Linked DNA regions of Homo sapiens: region 2 is linked to region 1. The links are chromatin loops, found by intact Hi-C in ENCODE. Cell type or tissue: IMR-90. All regions are shown on one strand. Each heading gives the region's core, and the rest is flanking DNA. Links, peaks and the distances in the headings are about the cores only.

Region 1 (5,384 bases), core at 79-5,078:
GGTGGAGGTTGCAGTGAGCCAAGATCACGCCACTGCACTCCAGCCTGGGCAACACAGAGAAACTCTACTAAAAAGAGAGAGAGAGAAAAAAAAGAATTAGAAAGAAAAAGAAAGAAATCAATATAGAAAGTATAGGGGAGACAATAATCTGATTGGCATCACATTTTTAATTAACAACAAATATTAACTGGAAAACAATGGAGCAATATCTTCAAATCTGTGCAAGGCCATGGCAACAGATTTAAATATCAAAGGGAAATTGAAGAAAGTCTAACAAAATTAAAACTTAAGTAATTGACCAAAGAAGAAGAAAACCTAAACAGATCAATAACATGAACGATTGGAAAGGTCAAGATCTACCATTTTAAAAATCACCACACTTGCATAGATTTACATCCAAGTTTACCAAGCCTTAAAAAAAAGATAATTCTTCCTATATTATTAAAGTATCTTAGACTACAGAAAAAAATGAAACTCCCCAAGTTGACTATGACTTCGAAGAAGTTAGCAAAGCACTTTGCACAAAGCTCTTAGAACCATTCTGCCTTGTTCAAGTCATGGCTATAATACTTACTGGCTGTGTGACCTTGGGCAAGTTATTTATTCTCTTCCTTTCTCCACTCCCTTCTCTGTTAAATGACGAGGAAACTCTACTTCATGGAGATTGTTGTGAAGATTAAGTGAGTTTATAACTATCAACTGCTTAGAACAGTGTCTGGTGCCTATTAAGGCCCACATGCATACATATTTGATATTACTACTTTTATGAAATTAGAATCACCTTATTAGTTAAGCCTGATGAAGAAAGCACAAAAACAGAAAGCCACAGACAAATTCATTTATGAATACAGATACACATTTGTAAATAAATATTAGAAAATTAAGCTCATCAGTTCATCAAAAGAATAATACACTTATATTAGGAGCACAAGAATGGCTTAACATCATAGCTGGGCATCATGGTGGGCACCTGTAATTCCAGCTACTTGGGAGGCTGATGCAGGAGAATCTATCACTGTGATCCATTATATCTACCACTTAAAGTAGAAATTTCAGATGCTGTATGGTTGTAAGATAAACCTATAAAAATGAAGAGCTTTTCTATCAGTAATTATCACATAGTACTTTTTATTTTATTTATTTATTTTTTTGATACAGGATCTCGCTCTGTTGCCCAGGCTGTAGTGCAGTGGTGCAGTCACAGCTCACTGCATCCTCCATATCCTGGGCTCAAGCGATCCTCCCACCTCAGCCTCCTAAGTAGCTGGGACTTTGATACAGGATCTCGCTCTGTTGCCCAGGCTGTAGTGCAGTGGTGCAGTCACAGCTCACTGCATCCTCCATATCCTGGGCTCAAGCGATCCTCCCACCTCAGCCTCCTAAGTAGCTGGGACTACAGGCGTGCCACCGCATCCAGCTAATTTTTGCATTTTTCTTCGTAGAGACAAGGTTTCTCCATATTGCCCAGGCTGGTCTCAAACTCCTGGCTCCAGTAATCCTCCAGCGTCAGCCTCCCAAAGTGCTGGTATTATAGGAGTGAGCCACTGCGCCCAGCCCCACATAGTACTTTTAATAATTAAATAAACTTAGCAAAGTCAGTGTGGGCAATATGAGAAGGTCATGGAATGCTAGTCCAAGAAATCTGGTATTTATGAAATATATAGCAGGAAAAATTCAAGATGCCAAATAACATAAATAGGTCTATGTCTTTGGAGATGGATAGCAGTGAGGATTCTGAAGACAGAGAGACCCTTAGGAAATTATTGCAATAGTCCAGTCAAATGGTAGAGGAAAATTGAGCTGAGACAGAGGTCTTTCCAGAGGAATAATCGCTGGTACTGCTTTGGAGAAATAAACAGAATTTGTTAACTAAAGTCCAGACTGGGTAGACTGTTTTTACTACTAGGCTAAGGAACACGGGTGAAGAGAGTATTTCGGGAAAGATGACATTGAGTTGAGTCAAGCTGATTTTGAAGCACTCCCAGAACACCCACTGGTTAGAAAGGCAGATCAGAAGCTTCAAATAAAAGCAGGGACTAAAAAATTAACAGAGAGATTATTTAAGAAGCAACGATTCTGGAGCTACGAGAGGACATGAGGTCACCCAGGGAGAATGTGTAGCCTGCAAGGAAGGCTGAGACAGAACCTCAGAACATGCTGACATTTAAGGGATGGAATGAAAACAGCCGGTCAGTAAGAAGTTCTAGTGGTTGTTGGAGAGCCAAGAGCATGCAGAGCCCCATAAACTAGTGAAGAGATCCAAAAAGGATCACAAACCCAGCAGTTTGGAATGCCAAAGCAGGATCAAGGCGGAGGAGGAGCATTCAGCAAAGCAGCCTGCAGGTCCTTAGGAGAAACAAGTTCAGTGAAATGGGCATCTTGCAGCCCATTAAGCAGAGATAGAAAGTAGGTGGACTAAAGAATCCAAACGGCTTTTCAGTAAAAGTGGGTAAGAGCTTCAATTTGGGGATCAGGTTAACATGGATTCACATCTCAGCTCTACTGTTGGACATTTGTCAATCATTCCATATCTCTGAGCCTAACTTTCCTTATATGTAAAATAGGATAGTCCCAGTACTATCTTCGTAGGAGTTATTGTGACAATGGAGATAATCCATTAAAGGGGCTTAGATTGGCATCTAACATAGTTAAGAGGTCAGTAAACTTGGGGGTATTTGCGGGGCACAGTGGCTCATGCCTGTAATCCCAGCACTTTGGGAGGCCAAGGCTGGTGGATCACTTAAGGTCGGGAGTTCAAGACCAGCCTGGGCAACATGGTGAAACCCCATCTCTACTAAAAATACAAAAATTAGCCAGGCATGGTGGCGCAAATCTGTAATCCCAGCTACTCAGGAGGCTGAGCCAGGAGAATCGTTTGAACCCAGGAGGCAGAGGTTGCAGTGAGCCAAGATCGTGCCACTGCACTTCAGCCTGGGAGACAGAGTAAGAGTCCGTCTCATAAAAACAAAATGAAACAAAACAAAACTTGGGGGTATTATTGTTATTTCAATAAAATAGATGATGATCCCATCTGCTGAGAAAGGGATGAAAGCAGGTGGAAAGGGAGGAACAGCTGCTTACGTGTGTTTAAATAGACTACTTCCCAAAGCTTTTTTTTTTTTTAAATAAAAAATGACCAGACAGCTGAGATGAACTTGAAATAGACCTGGCCATCCAACCCAGCCAGACCACTCTTCCCAGAATCACTCACTGACTGAGCACTGGAGTGGTGGGAGCGGAAGAAATAAATTGTTGGGAGAATTGTTGGCTTGAAGAATGGCAAGGGTTAAAATGATCTGGTGTGGGAAAAGGACAGGATTTGAGCACAATAGGGAGAGCTCACTTAGACTTGGAGGCCGGGGCAGAGTTGTAGGAGTCATACCAGGGAAAGATCAAGCTAATTTATAGGAAGGAAAAAATCTAGAAATGAGGAACTTGAGTCGGAGGGGGTGATTCAGAGAACTGAGCATATAACCAGTCATGCTTCTTCCATTTTTTCGTATGGTCACTCTCTTACCTAGATACCTATGATACATTCAATAATCATTACTTTGGCCAGACACGGTGGCTCACACCTGTAATCCCAACTCTTAGGGAGCCCAAGGCAGGAGGATTCCTTGAGCCCAGGAGTTCAAGATCAGCCTGGGCAACATGGTGAGACCCTCTCTTTACAAAAATTTTAAAAATTACCCAAGCATGGTGGCATTCACGTGTGGTCCCAGCTACTCAGGAGGCCACTTAAGTCCAGAAGGTCCAGGCTGCAGTGAGTCATGTTCATGGCACTGCACCCCAGCCTGGGTGACAGAGAGAGAACCTATCTCAAAAAAAAAAAATCATCATCATCATTTCTTAAAACAACATTAATCATAGGTCACCTTTTTAGAGGCAAGCAGGCATTCTGTTAAACACAGTCCCCATATCAATTCTATGGGTCAAGAAGCCCTTGATGCCCATTACAGGTAAGTAAACTTTCACAGAGTGACAGGACTAAGATTTGAACCTGGGCAATCTGAATCCCAAGGCTGAGTAACCACAGCACATAACTATAAGCAGGGCATTTCGGTACGCAGCTTCTTGGATGACCTCAATACTCCCTGCCTCCTGGTAGCCCCACTCTTGTGTAATTCCCTCCCCGCTTGTGTGTGGGCTTTATTTAGTGGCCGACTTCTAGCAAGCAGAATGCAGAAGAGGAGAGATGTCACTTCTGGAATTAGATTACAAAGAGATGGCATCTTCCGTCTGGAGCACTCTCTCACTCTCACTCCAAGGGAAGCCAGCTGCCATGTTGTGAGCTGTCCAAGGATCCCAGTGACAAAGAACTGAGGAAGTCCTCTGGCCAGCAGTCAGCAAGAAACCGAGACCCTAGACCCTTAGCTCCAACAGCCTACAAATAACTGAAACCTTCCAAAAACCATGGGAGGGAGCCTAGAAGCAGATTCTCCCCAGCTGAGACTTCACATGAGACCACAGCTCCAGCATGTACTCTGACTGCAACCTGGTAAGAGACTTTGAGGTCTGACTGCAACCTGGTAAGCAACCTCAAGCCAGAGATACACAGGAAAGCCATGCCCAAATTCCTAACCCACAGAAACTGAGACAATAAATGTTTGCTGTTTCAAGCTGCTAAGTTGTGGAGTGATTGGTTATGCTGCAATAGTTAGTGAGTGCATCTACTCTGTGCCTAACACTTCCTAGATGTTAGGAATAAGACTTGGTCCCTGACGTCTGAGCATTTATAGGGGAAACAATGATATAAACAAATGATTCCAGCACAACATGGCCCAGGGTGGAGAATTGCACTAGTGGGCAACTGTAATGGAGGGAAACCAGAAAATATTCACAGAGGAGGTGAAATTTGGTTTGCATCTTGAAGGATGAATCAAAGCTAGCTAGACGGATGAAGGGGAATGGATAGTCAAAGCAAAGAGAACAGATACATGCCAAAGTACAGAAGATGAAACAGCAATTAAATATTTGTGGTTGAGTGTAGCTGACAGTAGAGACAACCAAGTAATGGAAAATCTTGCATGCTTTGCAAAAACCTCTGAACTTTCAAAAGACTGTCATGTACAATACATACTTGATTTATTTGAGAAGCTGCACTCTTTAGAAGTCATTTTTAGGTCAGAGGTCACAAGCTGGCATCCCTTGGAGAATATGGCCAGCACACATGCTTCTTTGGCCCTCAAAGTTATTTTACTAGTTTGAATTAGTTATTAACATTTAACAAATAAGAGATTTCAGATGAAGATCCACATTTCCAGCTTTGATTAAAATATCAGAAGATCCCAACAGGTGTGGGGATCACACCTCATTCAAGCTCAGGAGTTCAAGAACAGCCTGGGCAACATAGCAAGCTCTTGTCTCTACTAAAAAAAAAAAAA
Region 2 (5,384 bases), core at 100-5,099, 1.1 Mb after region 1:
CCTAGTAGCTGGGACTACAGGCATGCGCCACCAGGCCTGGCTAATTTTTGTATTTTGAGTAGAGACAGGGTTTCACCGTGTTGGCCAGGCTGATCTCAAATGGGAATACAGGCGTGAGCCACCACGCCCGGCCATAAGTTTTTGTTTCTCTTGGGAAAAAAGCTAGCAGTGGGATTTCTGGATCATATGTCAGCTGTATATTTAACTTTAAAAGAAACTGCCAAACTGTTTTTTAAAGTAGATGTATCATTTTAATTCCTACCAAGAATGTATGAGAGTTCTGGATGCTCCACATCCTTTGTCAGCACTTGGTATTCAGTTTTTATTTTAGCTATTCTAATTGTTATGTACGGGTGACTCATTAGGGCTTTAATTTACATTTTCCTAATGACCAATAATGTTGAGCATCTTTTCATGGACTTACTTTCCATTTGTATATCTTCTTTGGTGAAGTGTCTGTTCAAATCTTTGCCCATTTTTATTTTGTTTTTTCAAGTCATCCATGGAATACAAACTGTATTAGTTGGGTCTCACACTGCTATGAAGAAATACCCGAGACTGGGTCACTTATAAAGGAAAAAGTTTAATTGACTCACAGTTCCACATTGCTGGGGAGGCCTTAGGAAACTTACAATCATGGCAGAAGGCAAAGGAGAAGTAGGCACCTTCTTCACAGGGCAGCAGGATGGAGTGAGTGCAAGCACAGGGAATGCCAGATGGTTATAAAACCAGCGGATCTCCTGAGACTCACTCACTATCATGAGAACCGTATAGGGGAAACTGTCCTCATGATCCAAATACCTCCACCTAGTCTGCCCTTGACACATGGGGATTATGGGGATTACAATTCAAGATGAGATTTGGGTAGGGAAACAAAGCCTAATTACAAACTTTGCCTTTATTTTTATTATTATTATTTTTTTGACTAGATCTTCCTCTGTCACCCAGGCTGGAGTTCTGTGACATGATCATCATAGCTCACTGCAACCTTGAACTCCTGGGCTCAGGTAGTCCTCCCACTTCAGCGTCCTGAGTCACTGGGATTACAGGTGTATGCCACAATACCTAGCTAATTGTTAATTTTTTGTAGAGATGATGTCTCCCTACATTGCCCAGGCTGGTCTTGAACTCTGAGCCTCAAGTGATCCTCCCACCTCAGCCTCCCAAAGTACTGGGACTACAGGCAAGAGCCACTGTGCCCAGACCACCATTTTTTAAGTTAGGTTGATTGTCATTTTATAATTGAATTGTGACAGTTCTTCACATATTCTACATAGAAGTTTTTATCGAATAGGCATTTTGTTTTGTAAATATTTTCTTCCAGTCTGTGGTTCACATTTTTCATTTTCTTAACCATGTCTCTCAAAGATCAGAGGTTTTAAATTTTGAAATCAAACTTACTAATTTTTTCACTTATGATTTGCAATTGGGTATCATATTTAAGAAAATTTTCTCATTCCAGAGTCACAAAGATTTTTTCCTATGTTTTATTCTAAAAGATGTATGGTTTTAAATATTACATTTAGGTCTAAAATCCATTGGTGCAAGGTATGGGTTGAGATTCATTTTTGTTCTTTTCTTGGAGCAGGGACTAAGTCTCTCTCTGTGGCCCAGGCCGGGGTGCAGTGGGATGATCTCGGCTCACTGCAGCCTTAGTCTCCTAGGTTCAAGCAATTCTGCCTCAGCCTCCTGAGTAGCTGGGACTACAGGCGTGCACCAACACTCCCTGCTAATTTTTTTGTATTTTTAGTAGAGACAGAGTTTCACCATGTTGGCCAGGCTGGTCTTGAGCCACTGGTCTCAGATGATCTGCCCACCTCGGCCTCCCAAAGTGTTGGGATTACAGGTATGAGCCACCGCGCCTGGCCAGAGGCAAGGAGTTTGAGACCAGCCTGGGCAACATAGTGAGACTCCATTTCTACAAAAAAAAAATTTTTTTTTAATTAGCTGGGCATGGTGGCATGCACCTGTAATCCCAGCTACTCACGAGGCTGAGGTGGGAGGATTACTTGAGCCCAGGAGATTGAGGCTGCAGTGAGCTATGATTGCACCACTGCATTCCAGCCTGAGTAGCAGAGCAAGATACTGTCTCGGCAGGCAGATCACCTGAGGTAGGGAGTTCGAGACCAGCCTGATCAATATAGAGAAACCCCATCTCTACTAAAAATACAAATTAGCTGGGTGTGGTGGCACATGCCTATAATCCCAGCTACTTGGGAGGCTGAGGCAGGAGAATCACTCGAACCCGGGAGGCAGAGGTTGCAGTGAGCCGAGATCACGCCATTGCACGACAATTGCCCAGACAGACATTGCCTGTGCAACAAGAGCAAAACTCCGTCTCAAATAAATAAATAACGAATATAAATTTCCAGTTGTTCATTCCCAGTATATAGAAATACAATTGATTTTTATATATTGACCTTGTATCTTGTGACTTTGCTAAACATTTCCTAATAGAGTTTTATTTCTTCCTTTCCAATTTGTATGCCTTTAATCTATTTTTCTTGTCTTATTTTACTGGCTAGGATCTCCAGTATAATTTGTAATAGAAGTAGAAAAAACAAACATCCTTGCCTTTTTCCCAATCTTAGGACAGAAGCATTCAGTAATATCACCTCTGCAGGATATCAGCCACACATTTTTTCGTAGAGGACTTTGTCAGGTTGAGGAATTGCACTTCTACTCTTAGTGGGCTGACAGTTTTTAGCGTGAGTGGATGTTGCATTTCATCAAATGCTTTTCCTACATCACGTAAGATGGTCATGGGGCTTTTATTCTTTTTCTGTTGATATGGTAAATTACACTGATTGATTTCAACATTGAGTGTTGAATCAACACTGCATTCCACAATTAGCCCCATTTAGTTGTATTTATTTTCCTTTTCATATTAGCTAGATTAGATTTGCTGATATTCTGTTGAAGACTTTTGTATCTATATTCATGAAGAATACTGGTCTATGTTTTCTTATGTCTTTGATTAAAGTATCAGGGTAATACTGATAAGATGAACTAGGAAGTGTTCTCTTCAATCTTCTGAAAGAGTTTGTGTTAAATTGGTATTATTTCTTTCTTAAATATTTGGTAGAATTTACCAGTAAAACCATCTGGGTCTGGAGTTTTCTTGGAAAAGATCTAAGTTGTCAGATTTATTGATATAAAGATTTCATAATATTTCCGTATTATCCTTTATATATCTGCAGAATCTGGACTGATGCCTTGTTTTTCATTTCTGATACTGGAAATTCATGTCTTCTTTTTTTCTTGACTAGTCTAGCAAGACGTTTATCGCTTTTATTGGTGTTTTCAAAGAAACAGTTTTGGCATAATTGATTTTGTTTTTTAAATGTTATTGGTTTCTGATCTTATTATTTCCTCCTTCTGTTTAAATTGGGTTTGATTTGCTCTTTTTCTCATTTTTCTAACTTCTTAATAAAAGCACAGATCATTGATTTGAGCCCCTTTCTTCTTGTTTTGCTTCTTCTTTTTCTTTTTTCACACAGGGTCTTGCCTGTCACCTAGGCTGCAATGCAGTGGCATGATCACAGCTCACTGCAGCCTTGACCTTCCCGGGCTCAGGTGGTCCTCCCACCTCAGTCTCCCAAGTAGCTGAGACTACAGGCACACACCGCCATGTCCGGCTAATTTTTGTATTTTTTGTAGAGATGTGGTTTCGCCATGTTTCCCAAGCTGGTCTCAAACTCCTGGGCTCAAGTGATCCTCCTGCCTCGGCCTCCCAAAGTGCTAGGATTACAGGCATGAGCCACTGCACCTGGCCAAGACCCTTTTCTAATATTAGCATTTTATGCCAAACATTTCCCTCTGTGCACTGTTTTTGTTACATCCCATGAATTTTGAACAGAAGTTTTTACTTCTGTTCAATTCAAAACATTTTCTAATTTCCTTTGTGAGTTCCTCTTTGATTTATGAGTTATTTCTAAGTGTATATTAAAACTTCTAGATATTTGAGAATTTCCCAAGTATATTTCTTATTGGTTTCTAATTCAATTCCATCGTGATCAAAGGAGATACTTTATATGGTTACTATTCTTTTACATTTGTTATGGTTTGCTTTATTTCCCAGAAGATGGTCTATCTTGGTAAATGTTCCATTTGACTGAAAAAGAACATGTATTCTCTTGTGGTTGGGCAGTGTGTTCTATAAATGTCAATTGGTCCAAGTTTTGTTAGAGTATTGCTTACATCTTCTATATACTTATTGGTTTTCTCTCTACTTGTTCCGTTGATTTATTTTTTTGTTTGTTTGATTTTGGTGTTTTGTCTTTGTGGGGTTTTTTCTTTTTTTTTTTTTGAGACAGGGTCTTGCTCTGTTGCCCAGGTTGGAGTGCAGTGACATGATCACTGCTTACTGCAGCCTCAACCTCCTGGGCTCAAATGATTCTCTTGCCTCAGCCTCCCAAGTAGCTGGGACTATAGGCACATGCCACCATGTCTGACTAATTTGTTGTTGCTGTTGTTGTTGTTTTTAGTAGAGACAGGATCTCACTATGTTGCCCTAGCTGGTCTCTAACTCTTGAGCTCACACTATCATCCCACCTCGGCCTCCCAAAGTGCTGGGATTACAGATGTGAGCCACCCTGCCCAGTGTTTTCTGTTAATTTCTAAAAGAGAAGTATTGAAATCTCCACCTGTAATTGTGGATTTGTCTATTTCTCCATTCTCTTCTATCAGCTTTTGCTTCATGAATTTTGAAGCTCTGTTGTTATGCACATACATGTTTAGGATTATTTTATCTTCTTGATTAATTGACCCATTTTTCATAATATGGTCTTCCTCTTTATCATTGATAACATTCCTTCTTCTGAAGTCTACTTTGTCTACTATGAATACAGTTACTGCAACTTTGCTTAGTGCGTTTGCCTGTTTTTTGTTTGTTTCTGTTTTTGTTTTTTTTAGACAGAGTGTCGCTCTGTCGCTAGGCTGGAGTGCAATGGCATGATCTCGGCTCGCTGCAACCTCTGCCTCCCAGGTCCAAGAGATTCTCCCACCTCAGCCTCTGGAGTAGCTGGGACTATAGGCGCCTGCCACAGTGCCCAGCTAATTTTTGTATTTTTATTAGAGAGGGGGTTTCACCAATTGGCCAGGCTGGTCTCAAACTCCTGACCTTGTGATAGGCCCGCCTCGGCTTCCCAAAGTGCTGGGATTACAGGCGTGAGCCACCGTGCCCGACCTTGCCTGTTATTTTTTTAAAGTCTTTTCACTTTTTTTTTTTTTTGAGACTGAGTCTCACTCTATTGCCCAGGCTGGAGTTCAGTGGCGCAATCTCGGCTCACTGCACCTCTGCCTCCCAGGTTCAAGCAATTCTCCTGCCTCAGCCTCCCAAGTAGCTGGGATTACAGCAGCCTGCTATCATACCCGGCTAGTTT

The links. A loop is a pair of places that touch in the nucleus more often than their neighbours do. Peaks named below come from ENCODE experiments on the same cell type or tissue, not always from the same donor. Only the 100,000 strongest peaks of a DNase experiment are listed, where the experiment ranks them.
Region 2: a loop joins it to region 1, with 14 times the contacts of the local background. A loop is called at or near these places in 40 of 110 quality-filtered maps.

What each region holds. Positions count from the first base shown.
Region 1 is chr16:22,691,862-22,697,245 of GRCh38, reverse strand. No RefSeq gene overlaps it. Among named protein-coding and RNA genes, the nearest start is that of LINC02890, 81 kb to the right of the region's middle. In IMR-90, for the core only: no CTCF peak of the experiment used is centred there; a DNase peak (open chromatin) is centred at 2,125.
Region 2 is chr16:21,576,723-21,582,106 of GRCh38, reverse strand. No RefSeq gene overlaps it. Among named protein-coding and RNA genes, the nearest start is that of METTL9, 20 kb to the left of the region's middle. In IMR-90, for the core only: no CTCF peak of the experiment used is centred there; no DNase peak of the experiment used is centred there; H3K27me3 peaks cover 1,177 bases.